2 separate regions of the Homo sapiens genome follow, and region 1 is linked to region 2. The links are chromatin loops, found by intact Hi-C in ENCODE. Cell type or tissue: Caco-2. All regions are shown on one strand. Links, peaks and the distances in the headings refer to the core of each region. The heading gives the core; the rest is flanking DNA. Region 1 overlaps ME3 (malic enzyme 3). Region 2 overlaps PRSS23 (serine protease 23).

Region 1 (9,568 bases), core at 3,932-6,431, 310 kb before region 2:
CAGTTTCCTTATCTGAAAATTGGGAGAATAATATACTGGGGAGGAACTGCTTCCTCTCACCCCCGGGGCACATAGGAGGGCAGATCAGGGCATGTTCCCTCCTCCTAGACAGGGGTACTCTGGTCCCTCCCTGACATAAGGATCAGACCCAGGGAAGGTTCTCTCCCCTCCACATCCAGGAGGGAGAGGTGATTCTAGAGGCCTAAAGCACCAGAAGGAGAAGCAGACGCTTTGAGTAGATGTGACACGCGACTCATTAAAGTGACCAATTAGGTGACAGTGTTGAAACACTGACAACTAGAACATTCTATTCAGGCTGACCCTCATTTGTCTCCCTCAGGCTCAGCAGGGTGCCTGATACCCACTAAACACTCAATAAACTTTTATTAAATAAGGCAAAGTGTTCACAAAATAATCTTAATTGAAAAAATTAGAACAAAATTACATTATGATTACACCTAGGTAATAACTATCTTTATGTATAGGCATAGAAAAATTTTGGAAAGAAACACAAATGCAACATTGTGGGAGAAATACCATTTCCTTTTTCTTTAAAATTTTGAATAATGTTCTAAATTCATTTTAGCAATAAAAATTCTAAAAATCAAGAAATAATCTTTACTTATAAAGCAACAGAAATTAGGCACAGGTGTAATGTGGGGAGAGGAGCACAAACTTGGATTCGGCTCCTAGCCCTGCCGCTTCTAGCAGATCTTCTTGGGCAAATAAAACTCTCTGGGCCTCAGTTTCCTATGCTGTAAAAAAGAGGGTAATGATAGATGCTCCACTCACAGGGTTATTGCAAGGCTTAAACTGAGTGGTCCATAAAAAGGGCCTGATCCACAATTACTGCTACTTTCCAGTCATTTTTTCTGGTGGATTTGTTACAAGTTAGAGCCAGCTCTAAACTTCAGCATATCATTGCTGAGTGCTGGACCTTCAATGACAAAGGATCCCAATGCACCAGGGCAGACAGCACCCTTCCAGTGGATGCAGTGGCCTCAGAATCAAACTCAATCTGTTCCAATTCTTGCCTAAGGCCAGCTTTTAGAAGGAATGAAGGTCTCAATTAAATCCAGCTGGAACACAGCAGGAGGTGTTGGAAAGGAAGAATAAAACAAAGTTTGCTGCGCTCATCCACGCCTGCAAAGAAGCATTCTTTGAGGCCAAAAGACAATTTCAGCAAAACTCAGATATCTGGCTGGGGGAAGGGCATTGCTGTGCAGAGCAAAACTTGAAGACTGGTTTTGATGAGCAGCTGTAAAGCATGTATCCATATCTAACCTCCTGTCTCCTGAGCTGGTGAGGAGACACATGGAGACCAGGTGGTTTTAGAGGTTGAAGGATGCTTAGTAACTTTCTGGTCTAGTCTCTCAATATACTGAAAGGCAATTAAGTCTAAGGAGGTGCAATGACTTACCTGGCTCATCATGGTACTGGAACCAAGGTCCCTGGCTTGTCATGGTACTGGGAACCAAGGTCCCAATCCAATAGTTTTCCCACTTTCTTGCTCTCCCTCATCTCATTCCCACCCCCAGGATTTCCCAGCTGTTAAGCAAGGTCTGCCCACCGTTCCATCATTTGATCATATCTGCAGATGAAGCCTGAATAAGCATCATTCCTTACTAGGATCTAAAGTGCTTGCTTTTATTTGAAATGGGGATGCCTGGGCTGGGTGCAGTGGCTCAAGTCTGCAATCTCAGCACTTTGGGAGGCTGAGGCGGGCAGATCACTTGAGGTCAGGAGTTTGAGACCAGCCTGACCAACATGGTGAAACCCCATCTCGACTAAAAATACAAAAATTAGCTGAGCGTGGTAGCACATGCCTGTAATCCCAGCTACTCAGGAGGCTGAGATAGGAGAATTGCTTGAACCAGGGAAGCAGAGGTTGCAGCGAGCCGAGATCACGCCACTGCACTCCAGCCTGGGCAACAGAGGGAGAGTCTGTCTCAAAAGAAAAGAAAAGAAAAGAAAAGAAAAGAAATGGGGATGCATTGTGTTTAGGGAAGAGGAAGGCCATGTAAAGAGTCTTGGCAAATTTTCTTAAGAGAAATCACTGCAGAATGCAAATAAGAATAACTTCTTGACACCGTGAATCAAGAATTTACAAAATGACCATTCCTTTTGCTTCAATACTTACTTCTAGAAATTTATCCTAAGGAAATACTCAGAGATAGGGACAAAGACTCATCTGCAAAAATGGGTACCAGAGCACAATTTATATTTTAAAAGACTAGAAACAACCTAAGTGCCCAACTGTGGGGGTTTTCTTATGTAAATTATGATACATCAGGTAGCTATTAAACCGACACTATGGAATAATGGTTAATAGCCTGAAAGAAAACTCATGACAGATAATTAAATTTGAAAAAGAAATATAAAATACTGTATATATAATAAGAACACCACTTTTATTTTATAAGTGCGTGGAAAAAAAAAAGGCTGGGGAAATATACCAATATGTAAACAATGATTAGTGCTTGTTATGTGGCTGATATCTTATTTTTAACATTTCTCTGAATTTTCTCTATTTATTTATTTATTTGAGACAGAGTCTTGCTGTGTCACCCAGGCTGGAGTGCAGTGGTGTGATCTCGGCTCACTGCAACCTCTGCCTCCCAGGTTCTCCTGGGATTCTCCTGTCTCAGCCTCCCCAGTAGCTGGGATTACAGGTGTGTGCTACCACACCTAGCTCATTTTTGTATTTTTAGTACAGATGGGATTTCACCATGTTGGTCAGGCTGGTCTCAAACTCCTGGCCTCAGGTGATCCCGCCCCGATCAGCCTCCCAAAGTGCTGGGAACACAGGCGTGAGTGACTGTGCCCGGCCTCAATAATATGCACTGATCTCAAAGATAAATGTAATTAAGAGGGAATCCTTGGATATTTTTTCATGTTTTCTGACACAGAGACAGAGCTGCGAGTCACAGACATGCCCATGGTGGTTCCCAGAGCAGAGAAACCCTTGGCTGGGGCCTGAGCTCCTTAAACCACAAACTGCCAGGACTCCTGCAGCTGGATCTCACCTACGCTTGGCTCAGTTTCTCTCACTGGGTTTGCAGGACACTAATCTGTCTGATTCAGACATTTTGGCCCCTGGTGCTTTGAATTCCAGTCATTCCACTGGGGCAGCCTGCCTTGAGAATGCTAAAAAACACAGCCCAGTGGTCACACCCACCTCAAGGGAAATAGAAACTGCCTGGGGTAATGGGGGTCAGAGAGGAAGGAAGCCCAAGCAGGGGTCATTGTGGGTACAGAGGGCCTCATGGAGGTAGAGGAGCAAGGGGGCCCAGGAGTGGGAGAGGGAACAGGATGGAGCTAGGGGTGGGCAACCAGGGAAGAAGGTCCTCTACTCCACAACTGTGTAGGGGGAATGCCCTGGTCGGGAGGATGCCAAGAAAGAAATGGCCCATTGCTGTGTAGATATAACCACCCACAAACATGCTCCTCACCCTGTCCCAGTTGCCACCTTTTGGCCCCAGAGCTCCTGCCCTGGGCAGTGGGTTACCTCATTGTTGGTGCCGACGTCCAGCAGCACAGGGAGGCACTGCTGCGGGTTCACCCCTCCGCATGCCGTGTACAGGGCCAGCTTGCCCACAGGGATGCCCATGCCGTAGCAGCCCAGGTCTCCCAGGCCCAGGATGCGCTCCCCATCAGTCACCACCACGGCCTGAAAAACAGCAGGGCACCATCAATCAGGGACAGCACTTCCTGTGACAGGGTGCTCATTTTAGCAGCCCCAGCCCATCAGGCTTGGCGACTGGATGCCCACTGACTTTGCCGGTGTGAAAGAGCTTGTCTGGGATAAGGCCGGAGCATTTATTCACCTGCAGGTGACCAGTCCTTCCTGGCAGGCTGGTGACAAACCCTACTGAGAAGAGATGGCAGAAAGATGCCTGCCTTGCATTCTGAGCTTCAGGTGGGGGCTGCAGAAACAGCTGGAGGGAAACCACATTAAGTCACTTCACTCTCCCTCAAGGAAACTAAATAGACACTCTCAGCCTGAGACTCGGGGTGGTGGGTAGGGAAGGGCATAATTAAAGGAGAAAATAAAAAATACGTGTTCGTGCTGCTGCTACAGCTCCAGGGTTTAGAGGCTAATCCAAGTGCTCTCCGACCTACTCCTGGATTATGAAAAATCCGATCTGCAAAGAACAGGGCTCCTTGTGACATCTTCTAGGATCACTATTGCATATGAAATCAGGAAGAGTTTCAAGCTACACTGGGATTTACCTTTTGCATTTGGCAAAGAATTGCTGAGGGCCTACTATGTGCTAGATGTAGTGCTACTTCAAGGCTTACCTACTGTGAATTAATAGATATGAATGAAGCTGATGATGATGATAGGAATAATTGTATTATTATAATGGATATTCTTTTATTCATTCATTTAATACATATTTATGAAGCACCTACTTTGCATAAGACACTGTGACAAATTCTGTGGGAGCTTCAGTTTGCACATCTACAAAAGCAAATATGCATGGACACAGCCCTTAAAGGATTAATGGGCTAAAGGAGAGATGGAATGTATATATTAATAATCATGATTCTGGGAGGGAAGCTGGACTGCAGCAGAATAGCATAAAGGGTGGCAGAGATTAGAAGATGGGAGGATAACCCTTCATGGGTGAACGGACACACATGCCCTACCTTGGACAGGTGGAGATTGTGGGGTATGGGTGGGGAGAAGGGCATTTGATACAAAAGAAAGTTAAAATCCAGGGTAGAGGTGCTGGGGGTGGGGACAATGTAGGATGTGTTTGGGGAGCGAGGAGATGTAGGTTGCAGGAAGGGAAAAAATGGGAAGTCAGGCAGGAGTCAGACTGTGAAAGACCTTGAATGTCTAGCCAAGGAGAGCCCCTCAGGGTAACGGTGAAGTTGTTTGTAGGCCACTCTCACCTGCTCACCAGCACTAGCTATCTCTATCTCTAAAAGAGTTAAGTTTATAGGTCCCTCATCCCTTCATTGGAACCTGGCTTTGGATCCATTCTAGGCTACAAATGTCCTGATGGGCTATGAACACCATAGGGTTTGGTTAAATCCATGAAGGTACATTGCTGGGCAATGGGGGTAAAGAGATGAAGACCCATTCTTTCCCTGGAAGAGTTTATGATCTGGTACCCAAAGGGCTACGGGATCTTCTCACTTCCATTCTTTCTCTTTTAGTGGAAATAAGTGTAGAGATTCTTAAAAACATTCCTCTGCTTCTGGAAAAGGGTCTCTGGAGAGTGCAAGAGATCCATGAAAATCATGATATTCTCCCTTAGATTGGTCTACTGCCTCTGTGGAGAGTGCTCAAAGACTGCATCTCATGTGACCTTCCCCATAGCCTGGGCAGGTAGGCGGATCTGAGATTGTTATCTCTGCTTCACCGGTGAGCAAACAGAAGCTCAAGACCTTTATTTTCTCCATATATTTGTTAAGTGTCGGCCACATGCCTGGCACTGGCTGGATGTTTCCACATCAGTTATCTTAAAAGATTAGATGACTTTGCAAGGTCATCTTTCTAGTGAATGTGACAGGGCAGGGTTCCTGGTTCAGGGCTCCTTCTACCACCCCAACTGGCTGGGGTAAAGTGCCTGTGATCTTGGCAAAGTCCTGCCCTGCTTTGGCGCCACCCTCTCTGCAGCCTGCATCTGACCTCCTCTTGGTAGATCTCCCTGTTAGAGACTATGCCCTCATGCTGCCTCTGGGTGTCCAAACTCTGGGCATTTCTCTATCATCTCTCCTAATTAGAGCTTCCTTATTATGGTTCCCATTCTGTCAGAATCCTTCTCTGTGCTGAAGGGGCAGTGAGTGACATGAAGTTAAACAGAGGAAATCTGCTACTCCAGGCTGTTATCCCCACAACCCTAGGATGGTGACAGGGCTCTGTAGTGGCACTCTCCCAGCCTGGACATGCCCCAGGGCACTCTACTGCATGCCCAGCTCCTCTGAATGAGTGTCTCACCTCCATCTACTGTCCACCCGCAATCCTACCATGGTTATAGTTGAGTTATTCCAACAGTTTCACAACCAGACTCCTTGCCTCTCATCTTCCTTCCTTCCATTCTCTCCTGCCAACCAATGTCAGATTCATTGTGTCAAAAGCCCATTTTCATTATGCCATTCCCAGGCTCAAAGACCTTTAGTTACTTTGAACTGTCCATAGAATAGAGTCCAAAATACTTAACTCTTTAATTATCTGAATCCAACAGACCTTCTGAAACTTATCTCCTGCTATACATCTGTACACAATTGCCTTCTCTGGCTGTGCTGGCCTTCTCATTCTTCCCAGGCACACTCTGAATTTGCCTACCACCTCTCCATCTCAACCTCTCTATTCCTTTTTCCTGGAGGGTTCTTCTCCCCATTCGTCAGCAGCATAAATCCTGCCCATTATAATCTACTGAAATTTCTCCTTCCCCTGAATTGCCATATCTACCACACACCCTTCCTGTCTGCTTGCCTGCCTTTCACAAGCGTGTATTAAGGACCCACTGCCTGCCAAGACCCGCACAAGGTGTTATTTAAACCTTTGATGGTGAAAGCAGCTGGGTTGTTATTTAACTTTGTTTTAAAATGCACATTTTATCTCACAAAACAGCCTTTGTGGTTAATGGCAGGTGCTTTGGAGTCTGATAACCAGTTTTTGAATATAGGATCCTTGATGATGTGCCATGTGTAATTTTAGACAAATAGATAACTATTCTGAGCTTCAATTCTCCATAAAATGCATATAATAATAATAATAATAATACTTAACTCCTCAGGTTGTTGTAATGATGAAATAAAATATGTCTCATTTTAACCTGGTGCCTTGTATAAAGTAAGAATGATGAATAAATGGTTGCTGCTCTTATGACTGTAATGATGATGATTATTTAGGGCAAAGATTATATCTCAGACTTTGAAATTATTTCTGATCTCTCCAGTTTATCATTAACACAGAAAGACCATGCAATAATTATCTGTTAAATGAATGAATGAAAAAGAAACCAAGGGGAGACCTTGGCAAATGCAACATTTAGTAAAGTCTGGCCATGTGAAGCTTAATGGCTTTAACCTTGGCATCCTCATCCATTGTTATGGCTCCTACTGTCCTCTCTAAGTAGATGACACCTGTAGATAACTGTCTGCTGGACATTGCTACTCAAATGTCCAATAGTCTTCCCAATTCCCACAAGTCCCTAACCAAATGAATCCTCTTTTCCCTCTTACTCCTTTTGAGCCTTTTTACTCTGCTGTCCTCCTGCTCTCTGTTACCCTGTATCTTCCAAGTTCAAAAACGTCCAGTCTTCTTTGATTCTTCTCTGTTAGTCAACCACAGCCAATTGGTCACCAAGTTCTGCTGATTGTGCCTGCTTCCTATTTTAAACATCTGTTCCATTATCTTCATATTATTGCTACTGCCTCGGATCAGATCATCCATCTTCACTTGAGCCACTGCACTGTTCTCCTAACTGGTCTCTCTACTGGATTTTCCCCATTCCATTTCATTTTTTCTGAAGCATGCCCAGATATATCACTTTCTTGCCCCCAAATCTCTAATGGTCCCTGATGTCTGTAAAATAAAACCCAAACATCTTAGACTGGCACTTAAAGCCTTCCATGGGCTAGGCCCAAGCTGCCCTTTGAATTTCCCCTTTATTCTTTCCATGCTCCATCCAAACTGAAATATTTCCAATTTTGTATAAGGCTTGTACTTTCTTGAATACATGCCATTTTACTTCTCAATTTCTTTATCTCCTTGATACAAATCTTACCACCCTTGCATGTTTCAAGGAACAGTTCAAAAAGCATTTCCCTCCAGGAAGCTTCCCTTCTGAATTTTATCACTTCCTTCTCTGAATTCCCATAGCATTTTCCTCACCTACTAAACCTATCACTCCCTTCCTTGTATTATAGTTATGTACATTTCCTTGTGCTTCACAGTAGCTTGAAGCTCTTCTAAGGCCAGTAATGGGTTGTGTCATCTTTGATTCATCAGCACTTAACTTGGTGTCTGTAATGTGATACACACTCACAAATGGTGGGCAATGTGATAGATCCAACAGAGAAAACAAAGTGTCTTCTGCGCTGAACAGAGTTCAGACCTGCTGTGGATTAACAAGTTCAGAGAGAAGACACTGCACCCTGTTTTTCGTGACATCAATGGACCTTACGCTGGGAGCCACTAGTTCTGCAAATTGTCAAAAGGCTGAGGGCAAACCTGGGCAGCATCCTTGAACTTTAAAGCCAAGCAAACTTTTCTACAACAACAGAATCACATTTTCCTTGTTTGGAAGAGTTTTATAATTCATAACTCCCCTGTCTCTCTGATGGCTCAGGGGAGGTTTGGGGGAGGCTGTGCCATATTCTTCCTTTGCCCACCTGCCTCAGACCTAAGGCCTTTTCTGAATTATTGCCCACACCCTTTAGTTTGGGTGGACCCAATGGGACTGACCCAATACTGACCTGAGGATCAAATGTCCTTGCTTGCTCTGGAGCTTCCTTGGACTTGTAGCTATGGTCATAGCTACAAGGGTTGCCCACAGTGCTGTTTATACAACCCTCTTCTTCCTCTTTTGTTTCATCCTTCCTTCTCATCTTTCCTTTTATCCTCCTCCTCCTCTTCTTCTGCTTCTCCCTCTCTCTCTTTCTACCGCAAAAATAATGCACACTTCTTAGTTTCAAATCTTGGTTCCACTTCTCCCTTGCAAAGAACCTAACCTCTCAGCTTCCTTGTCTATAAAATGGGGATAACAATAGTCCCTACCTCTTACAGGGTTGCCATGAAAATCCAATGAGTTAATCTATGTAGAGCACTTGGCATCATACCGCATGAGGTGGATACGATGATGTGCTGCCCAGATCCTCCTGCAGGAATGAAAGAGTTATTTTCCCAGCTGTATCCTCAGATATCAGCCCACTTAGGGGAATTTCCTCTACTGAAAAGAGCCACCTTGCCCAAAGCCACACCTCCTTCCAAGGGCAGCCCCATATAGGAATCTAGAGACCCACTCCTCTGCCTCACTTCTGGATGCATTTGAAGGGCCATCCCAGGTCCAGAGCCTCCTCAGGGGCTCAGCGAGCCTTGCTTGAGATCTTACGGCAGCCCAACCTCTCCTTCTGCTCTATCCTGTTTCCTTCCTTGCCACAAGTGTTGACTGACAAAAGAGCACTCCCTAATACGTCTCTGAGACTGTTTTTCAGGAAATCTAACCTCTGACAATGAGCACAGAGTGGGGTTTAACACAGACTGGGCCAATGCATGATAGGTAGGCACTTGGCACTAGCAATCCGCTCTAAGTATAAACACCTAAGTGGCTGTTTACAGAGGATGTGCCCAGTAGCAGAGGAGGGTCCCTTGGCTCTCAGAACCTCCTCCTGCGAAGCTCCTGGGACTGGGGTGAGGGAGAGATTTAGGAGCTTGGGAAAACTGTTAGGGAGGAGGCTATTCTCAGCTGGACCTTCCTATAGGCTCCAGGCAATGGCCACTGTGGGAAAAAGTCAGAAAAGCAGTTCTCACTCCTCTTTGTGATTTACGCTGGACAGCTCAAGGCAGCCTGGCCTGGCCCGCCCCCTCCTTCCTGAAAAGCAAGTC
Region 2 (9,568 bases), core at 3,973-6,472:
TGTTACAATGAGAATGAGAGAAGGAGGAGGGAAAGGCGGGGACATCATGAAGGTAGAAGAGGAGGAGGTTTAGAATCAAGCACAAAGAGGGCTCAAAATTACGTGGAAATTGGGGCTGGTCAGTCAGTTAGCCAGGGGACTAATGACTTTATGCCTGCTACTCTGCAGTCTACCATCATTAGGGACATCTTAAACATAGAAAGGAAGGAACACCCAATTTCACTTCAGGCACCCAGCCACAGGAACTTTCCTAAGGTTGAGCCTTTGCGTTGAAAGTGAGACCGTTATCTAAGGATTCCTCTCCACACCCTGATTCCTGAGGAGTGTTCAAAGACTCAGAAACAATGACAGGCCTGCTGCTGAGCTTTGCTGTCTGCAGTAAATGAACGTTCAGCCCTTGCCCTCCTGACCTGCTTGTCTTTGTTTCTACAGAACAGTGCTCGGCATGGCAGGGATTCCAGGGCTCCTCTTCCTTCTCTTCTTTCTGCTCTGTGCTGTTGGGCAAGTGAGCCCTTACAGTGCCCCCTGGAAACCCACTTGGCCTGCATACCGCCTCCCTGTCGTCTTGCCCCAGTCTACCCTCAATTTAGCCAAGCCAGACTTTGGAGCCGAAGCCAAATTAGAAGTATCTTCTTCATGTGGACCCCAGTGTCATAAGGGAACTCCACTGCCCACTTACGAAGAGGCCAAGCAATATCTGTCTTATGAAACGCTCTATGCCAATGGCAGCCGCACAGAGACGCAGGTGGGCATCTACATCCTCAGCAGTAGTGGAGATGGGGCCCAACACCGAGACTCAGGGTCTTCAGGAAAGTCTCGAAGGAAGCGGCAGATTTATGGCTATGACAGCAGGTTCAGCATTTTTGGGAAGGACTTCCTGCTCAACTACCCTTTCTCAACATCAGTGAAGTTATCCACGGGCTGCACCGGCACCCTGGTGGCAGAGAAGCATGTCCTCACAGCTGCCCACTGCATACACGATGGAAAAACCTATGTGAAAGGAACCCAGAAGCTTCGAGTGGGCTTCCTAAAGCCCAAGTTTAAAGATGGTGGTCGAGGGGCCAACGACTCCACTTCAGCCATGCCCGAGCAGATGAAATTTCAGTGGATCCGGGTGAAACGCACCCATGTGCCCAAGGGTTGGATCAAGGGCAATGCCAATGACATCGGCATGGATTATGATTATGCCCTCCTGGAACTCAAAAAGCCCCACAAGAGAAAATTTATGAAGATTGGGGTGAGCCCTCCTGCTAAGCAGCTGCCAGGGGGCAGAATTCACTTCTCTGGTTATGACAATGACCGACCAGGCAATTTGGTGTATCGCTTCTGTGACGTCAAAGACGAGACCTATGACTTGCTCTACCAGCAATGCGATGCCCAGCCAGGGGCCAGCGGGTCTGGGGTCTATGTGAGGATGTGGAAGAGACAGCAGCAGAAGTGGGAGCGAAAAATTATTGGCATTTTTTCAGGGCACCAGTGGGTGGACATGAATGGTTCCCCACAGGATTTCAACGTGGCTGTCAGAATCACTCCTCTCAAATATGCCCAGATTTGCTATTGGATTAAAGGAAACTACCTGGATTGTAGGGAGGGGTGACACAGTGTTCCCTCCTGGCAGCAATTAAGGGTCTTCATGTTCTTATTTTAGGAGAGGCCAAATTGTTTTTTGTCATTGGCGTGCACACGTGTGTGTGTGTGTGTGTGTGTGTGTAAGGTGTCTTATAATCTTTTACCTATTTCTTACAATTGCAAGATGACTGGCTTTACTATTTGAAAACTGGTTTGTGTATCATATCATATATCATTTAAGCAGTTTGAAGGCATACTTTTGCATAGAAATAAAAAAAATACTGATTTGGGGCAATGAGGAATATTTGACAATTAAGTTAATCTTCACGTTTTTGCAAACTTTGATTTTTATTTCATCTGAACTTGTTTCAAAGATTTATATTAAATATTTGGCATACAAGAGATATGAATTCTTATATGTGTGCATGTGTGTTTTCTTCTGAGATTCATCTTGGTGGTGGGTTTTTTTGTTTTTTTAATTCAGTGCCTGATCTTTAATGCTTCCATAAGGCAGTGTTCCCATTTAGGAACTTTGACAGCATTTGTTAGGCAGAATATTTTGGATTTGGAGGCATTTGCATGGTAGTCTTTGAACAGTAAAATGATGTGTTGACTATACTGATACACATATTAAACTATACCTTATAGTAAACCAGTATCCCAAGCTGCTTTTAGTTCCAAAAATAGTTTCTTTTCCAAAGGTTGTTGCTCTACTTTGTAGGAAGTCTTTGCATATGGCCCTCCCAACTTTAAAGTCATACCAGAGTGGCCAAGAGTGTTTATCCCAACCCTTCCATTTAACAGGATTTCACTCACATTTCTGGAACTAGCTATTTTTCAGAAGACAATAATCAGGGCTTAATTAGAACAGGCTGTATTTCCTCCCAGCAAACAGTTGTGGCCACACTAAAAACAATCATAGCATTTTACCCCTGGATTATAGCACATCTCATGTTTTATCATTTGGATGGAGTAATTTAAAATGAATTAAATTCCAGAGAACAATGGAAGCATTGCCTGGCAGATGTCACAACAGAATAACCACTTGTTTGGAGCCTGGCACAGTCCTCCAGCCTGATCAAAAATTATTCTGCATAGTTTTCAGTGTGCTTTCTGGGAGCTATGTACTTCTTCAATTTGGAAACTTTTCTCTCTCATTTATAGTGAAAATACTTGGAAGTTACTTTAAGAAAACCAGTGTGGCCTTTTTCCCTCTAGCTTTAAAAGGGCCGCTTTTGCTGGAATGCTCTAGGTTATAGATAAACAATTAGGTATAATAGCAAAAATGAAAATTGGAAGAATGCAAAATGGATCAGAATCATGCCTTCCAATAAAGGCCTTTACACATGTTTTATCAATATGATTATCAAATCACAGCATATACAGAAAAGACTTGGACTTATTGTATGTTTTTATTTTATGGCTCTCGGCCTAAGCACTTCTTTCTAAATGTATCGGAGAAAAAATCAAATGGACTACAAGCACGTGTTTGCTGTGCTTGCACCCCAGGTAAACCTGCATTGTAGCAATTTGTAAGGATATTCAGATGGAGCACTGTCACTTAGACATTCTCTGGGGGATTTTCTGCTTGTCTTTCTTGAGCTTTTTGGAAGGATAATTCTGATAAGGCACTCAAGAAACGTACAACCACAGTGCTTTCTTCAAATCATATGAGAAATACTATGCATAGCAAGGAGATGCAGAGCCGCCAGGAAAATTCTGAGTTCCAGCACAATTTTCTTTGGAATCTAACAGGAATCTAGCCTGAGGAAGAAGGGAGGTCTCCATTTCTATGTCTGGTATTTGGGGGTTTTGTTTGTTTTTGCTTTAGCTTGGTGAAAAAAAGTTCACTGAACACCAAGACCAGAATGGATTTTTTTAAAAAAATAGATGTTCCTTTTGTGAAGCACCTTGATTCCTTGATTTTGATTTTTTGCAAAGTTAGACAATGGCACAAAGTCAAAATGAAATCAATGTTTAGTTCACAAGTAGATGTAATTTACTAAAGAATGATACACCCATATGCTATATACAGCTTAACTCACAGAACTGTAAAAGAAAATTATAAAATAATTCAACATGTCCATCTTTTTAGTGATAATAAAAGAAAGCATGGTATTAAACTATCATAGAAGTAGACAGAAAAAGAAAAAAGGACTCATGGCATTATTAATATAATTAGTGCTTTACATGTGTTAGTTATACATATTAGAAGCATATTTGCCTAGTAAGGCTAGTAGAACCACATTTCCCAAAGTGTGCTCCTTAAACACTCATGCCTTATGATTTTCTACCAAAAGTAAAAAGGGTTGTATTAAGTCAGAGGAAGATGCCTCTCCATTTTCCCTCTCTTTATCAGAGGTTCACATGCCTGTCTGCACATTAAAAGCTCTGGGAAGACCTGTTGTAAAGGGACAAGTTGAGGTTGTAAAATCTGCATTTAAATAAACATCTTTGATCACAAAACCCTTGTTTTCTCATATAATGCCTATAAGCAATCTGGTGTTCTACTAAATACATTCTGGGGATCTCTGTAACAGCCTTTTGGTTGAGGTGGTAATGTAGAAAGAATGATGAGTCCGAGTGGGGTCAGGTGTCTGTGCCTTTAGGGTTTAACCAGACCCTATAACCAGGATTTGGAAATCTTCACAGCGTGAAATTAGAAGTAATAAATTTGAAAATTATCTGTCGCTGAGAATCAGAAGTTTGTGGCAGAACTGGGGACACATGTTTTACATAGACTTTACTCCAAATTTTGAATTTTGAAAAGGAGATAGTGTTTTTAAAAGGTGGGAAAATAGCCTTAAAGGGGTAAAGAAATAGGAGCAGAGTTGTATGTGTAATCTTTCTTTTTACTGTTTTTGGACCAAAAAGGGATTGAAATACCAAGGTCATGCTCCCAATTCCCTGTTCTTTGTGTAGCTCAGTCTACCTGCTTGGGGAGATGGGAAGTACCTGGTGATGCCTGGATCATGTATTCAAGGAATCACTCTTTCTCTAACAAACCCCACAGGAGGTCTTTAATGCAGAACTTGTTAAGAATGACTAAGCCTGCCCTGGAATGATGACTCTAGGCTGCTGTCTGCTAACTGAAGGGTAAATGGCAGCCATCCAGTGAGTCCAGAGGAATTCTGACAGTGATCCCCAACACTCACTGAGGGCTTCCTTCTTACTTTGCCTGGGTTCTGCTGCTGTTCATGTCTGCACTTTTTCTTTGTTCTTGTCATGAACCAGCTCAGGTATGCCTTGAAGTTGCCTCTGACCATTGATTTCTATGGATGTTTGATAAGGCAGCCATTTCATTTATCATTCAGAATGGGATTCTTTTGAGAATGCTATGACTAATGAAGCTGGGGCAGCAGGTGTAAGCCAGGTATGTCTTGGCCAACAAGCATGTTTGGTCACTTAATTATTAACCTTTCAAAGCTCTGTATAGCGTGCAGACTGGCAGCCATCCTTGCTAATCTAGGAACAAAGGTGGGGCTGCAGCTCCCTGCGTTTCTCCTCTCTGGGCTTCCATTGTGATTCCTGTGATACCTTCTTTGCCTGGCTCAGCATTCTGAGGGCCTCCAATAGGGGAAGGGCATTTAAAAATCCTTTTGATGGGGTGGGGTCATCGTACATACATGGCAGACATGAGGCCATTTCTGGGCGATCAACAACACATCTGTTTTTAGTCTGGGGTTCCCCCCGGAGGAGGAAATAAACCAGCTTCCAGAACAAGAGTAAACAGGGGTTGGCCGGGCATGGTGGCTCATGTCTGTAATCCTAGCACTTTGGGAGGCTGAGGCAGGTGGATCACTTGAGGTGAGGAGCTCCAGACCAGCCCTGCTAACATGCTGAAACCCCGTCACTACTAAAAATACAAAAATTGGCCGGGCATGGTGGCGCATGCCTGTAATCCCAGCTGCTAGGGAAGCTAAGGCAGGAGAATCGCTTGAAACTAGGAGTCGGAGATTGCAATGAGCCAAAATTATGCCACTGCACTCCAGCCTAGGCAACAGAGTGAGACTCTGTCTCAAAAAAAAAAAAAAAAAGAAAAAGAAAAAGAAAAAAGAAAGGGTAAACAGGATTGAGAGCTGAGATAGCAGCCTGGTATGGGAAGATGATGGCCTTGGAGTTGGGCAGACTGATTCCACAGTTGTCTAGTTCCTTATGGCAAATAAATCCCAATGCATTGTGGTTTAAAATTTAAACCCTCCTATATGATTTAAAGATCCTCCCTCTTCTGGGTTCCAGCTTCTCAGTGGGCTCATTTGAAGCTGAGGAAGAGAGAAAGGAGACAGGCATATTTATCTGACTCATTGCAGTGATGTTCTCTCTTCATTGCTTGCTGCTTCTCAGATAACACCAGCTCTTCTACCCTCCTTAGCCCTTAACTATGGTGATATAACCCTCTGTCTCCTGCGCACCTTTATCTAACAGATAGCTGTCTCAAGTACACAGCCAGCAAGATGCTTCAAGCCCAGTCATCTTGTTTCCTATTTGCATAACCCACAAGAAACTCATAGGCTTGCTATACCTGTGTGTTAGTGGCTTATTGAGAATTTGGGAGGGAATATGTTTGAGCCTCAACAAACTGAAGTGCAAGGGCCCCTGGCAGTATCAAATTTGTTCTGTTTAAGAGACAGATGGGGAAGAGTTCAAAAAGATAGATTCCAGCCAGCTCATATAGAAATTAAGGATTCTGTCAAGGTCTTTTTAATTCATCTTACTTGCTGGGGGATACAGTCAAAGGACTTTAAGTAGGAGCCCTGGTGGGGCCTAATCAGGACCGACTTATCCATGAAGGGACAGTAGGCACAGTGTCTAGGGCCCACAGCAGTTTCAGAGATCACACAGAAATATTTATTTTAAAATCAGAAGAAGAAAGTTAATTTTTAAGCCTAATAAAATGTGTTAATATAATGTTAATATATTTATATTAACAGCCATAAAATATAATTTTTAATATTTTTTAATGGAGAAGGAGACTTATGAAGGCAAAAGTGCTTAGGGCCCACAAAAATCAAAATGCAGCCCTGAAACTCATTCATATTTGACAATATCTCTTTGGATGCTAAATGGAGAATGGATTTTAGGCAGTGGCAATGGGAAAACTAGTAATCCAGGTAAGAAATGGCAGTGACTTTGACTTTGGAAGTAGAGGATATTGAATAGTGGTCATATCTGGAAGAGTATATATTTGAAAGTAGAGCCAACATGAATAGGTGTGGTAAAGGAGGAATCAAGAATGACTGCTTGGCTTGGGGCCTGAGCATCCACAGAGATTCCAGGTGCCATTTGCTGAGATGGGAAAGACTAAAGGAAGAGAATTAGATTCTGCTGTGGAAATGAAAACCGAGAATTCCTGTGTCAGTCATGTTAGGTTTCAACTGTCTAGCGGACACCCAAATGCCAATGTCAAATGAACTATAGGATCTCTGATTGTGAAGCTCAGTAGAAATATCTCAAATGCACTTGTAGATGATATTTAAACCACAGAGAAATAATATCATCTGGGGAGAGAATGAGGCTTGAGAAGAGAAGAGGGCTGAGGACAGAGTCCCAGTCCACCAACATTTAGATGTTGGGTTCAGTAGAAGAGAAGGAGGAAGAGGAGGAGGAGGAGGAGGCAGTAAGGAAGCTGGTAAGAAGCCACCAATAAGGTTAAGGACAACAAGGAAAATGTGGCCTCAAAGAAAGCAAGAGAAAAAAGTTGGAAGCCAGGTTGAGGAAGTGAGAGACAAAGGGTGGGACAAGATCAGATTGTGCTTCAGGTTATGTTTAGAAATGTCCCTCTGGCTATGGTGGGAAAGACGGGGTGGAAGGCAGGAGACCAGAGAGGAGTCTGTCTAGTCCTCCAAGCCTCAGCTGTTTTCATGACAAGCAGAACCTTGCCTTGTGTGTCTCTGTGCACCCACCATGCAAGCATGGGGCACTGTGCACCAGGTATGCTTATCATGCCTGTGAATGAGGGATTGATTAACTGAATCCTCCAGGGACACTTGGGACAGCTCTGCCCACAAGAAGAGCAAGAACCCAGGCATCAATGGGGTGGTGCAGACATGGGCTCAGGGAGGCCCTCTGCCATCCCCTCCTGCCTGGACCAATGTTTTCTGAGAGGCAGAAAGTGCAGGGTGACTCTTCACTGTGGTATTTGTCTATGTGTGTATCAAGTGTGTAAAAATACTGTGCTCTCTTAGTCTTGATTTATCACTGCCCCTTGTCTTCGGGCTATTAAAAGGACTAAGGCCCTGTCTTCCATAAAGAGCAAGAACAGCTTTGAGAAGCGTCAAGTTCCAATCCAGTGAAGAAAGACTGAAGTGTTTGCCTTGGAGAGAATGAGGAGAGTCTCAGGAAATGAAATAAACAGAACAAGGGGCTAGAATCCAAGCAGCAGCCGTGGGAACAGCAGCCAGTTCTTGCCATCCAATGAGATGTCTTCTCAGGATGGCCTTCCCTGGCCATCTTCTCTGAAATTCAATGCCCCTCAGCCCCTTCCTCGGGGAGTTCTTATTGCCCTTCCCTGTTTTATTGTCCTGCTCTGCACTTATCACTAACACTGTTATATTTATGTATTTGTCCTCTGCCACTAGAATGTAATTTCATGAGGACAGAGGTTTTTATCTGTTGTGTCCCCACAATTAGAACAGTGCCTGGCATGTAGGTTCTCAATAAATAATGTTATTCAAATGGCTGATTGAACGAATGATCCCAGATGGTTTATATAACCCAGAACATGATGACTTAGGGTTATGTGAGCTTGGATATTTCTTGGGTCCAAACACATCCCAGAATAAAACTCTTGTGGTGTTTTGTATGTATTCTGTTCTATTCTAGCATGTGTTACATTGCTGTTGTTATTTATGTGTCTGCCTCTTCTACAAGACTATGAGCCTTGCAAGAGCAGGGGCTGAGTTCTGTTCTTCTGTGTCTTCCCTTATCTATCCCATGGTCTAGCACAGGAAATATTTGTGAGAAAGTGAGTGTCTGTCTGTCTGTCATGACTTAGCCTGTCATGACATAGATCCTCTCCCACATCTCACAGGCAACAAGCTAGAGTTCTGTGCTATCCATCACCTCCTCTCCAGCTCCCCTGCCACTGCCCTGATTTCACCTTGTTGTTTCTCCTTTAACTATGACAGCAGATTCCAAACTGGATTCTGAGCCTCCCAGCTCGCCCACACCTGCCCAAGACATGTTCTGAAGCAAAGACCTGATCAGGCCCCTCCCCTATGTTTCCTATTGACTAGATGCTGGTTACTAGAGAAGTTTAGTTTTCTTAGCCATGAATCCATGACCAATCCAATATAGTGATCAGATTTATCCCCCATTGCTTCCCAGAGTCACATAACCTGTCGTCTAGCCAAGTTGTACCAAACACATCCGTGTTTTCAACCTTCTGTCATTGCTCAAGCTCTCCTACCCTCCAGCTAGGTTGCCCTTCCTCCATCTCTTCAATTAGTCAATCATTCAGTTATTCATTCAGCAAATGTCCTCAAGCCCACCTCGGTGCCAGTCACTGTGTTCACGCTGGGGCTGCAGAGATGACTGAGATACATCCCTGTGCTCAGGGTGTTCATGCGTCTTCTCCTTTTGAGGTCACTGTAGTCATGACTCTTGCTCTACCTCCCAGAGTGATGAGGCTCAGTAACTACCCTCTCCACAAAATATCTTGGCCTCAGTACAATGGAATTGCCACTTTGTAAATTGAATGAGTTGAGTGCTTCCCCTACATTTTAATAAGTCTTTGAGTTACCGTCCTGCCTGATTATTACATTTCCTTTCTTGGATTTATTAAAACTTGCTCCACCCCCAGTTCCCTGATGGAAAATGCCATGTTTGGTAAACTAACATAGCCCCCAGCATGACTAATATCCTCTGTGGATAAGGCATTCTGGGACATAAGGACACTGTTTTTTTAAAGTGACAGGTTTTACTACTCCAGGATGATTTCCAGACCAGCTGAACACAGCGTTGGAATAGAAATGCCACCACTTTGTCTTTCTACTTTCAC

Evidence for each region. Peaks named below come from ENCODE experiments on the same cell type or tissue, not always from the same donor. Only the 100,000 strongest peaks of a DNase experiment are listed, where the experiment ranks them.
Region 1: it touches region 2 in a loop (5-fold over the local background); 4 of 110 quality-filtered maps call a loop at or near these places.

What each region holds. Positions count from the first base shown.
Region 1 is chr11:86,494,455-86,504,022 of GRCh38, forward strand. ME3 (malic enzyme 3) reads right to left here. Exons shown (of 15, transcript NM_001161586.3): 6 at 3,509-3,670. Among named protein-coding and RNA genes, the nearest start is that of CCDC81, 120 kb to the left of the region's middle. RefSeq lists enhancers at 2,921-3,522, 3,523-4,124 and a silencer at 9,449-9,568. In Caco-2, for the core only: no CTCF peak of the experiment used is centred there; a DNase peak (open chromatin) is centred at 5,437.
Region 2 is chr11:86,807,199-86,816,766 of GRCh38, forward strand. PRSS23 (serine protease 23) reads left to right here. Exons shown (of 2, transcript NM_007173.6): 2 at 433-4,035. The coding sequence starts at 446. The coding sequence ends at 1,597. Among named protein-coding and RNA genes, the nearest start is that of PRSS23, 11 kb to the left of the region's middle. RefSeq lists an enhancer at 4,341-4,927. In Caco-2, for the core only: no CTCF peak of the experiment used is centred there; a DNase peak (open chromatin) is centred at 5,013.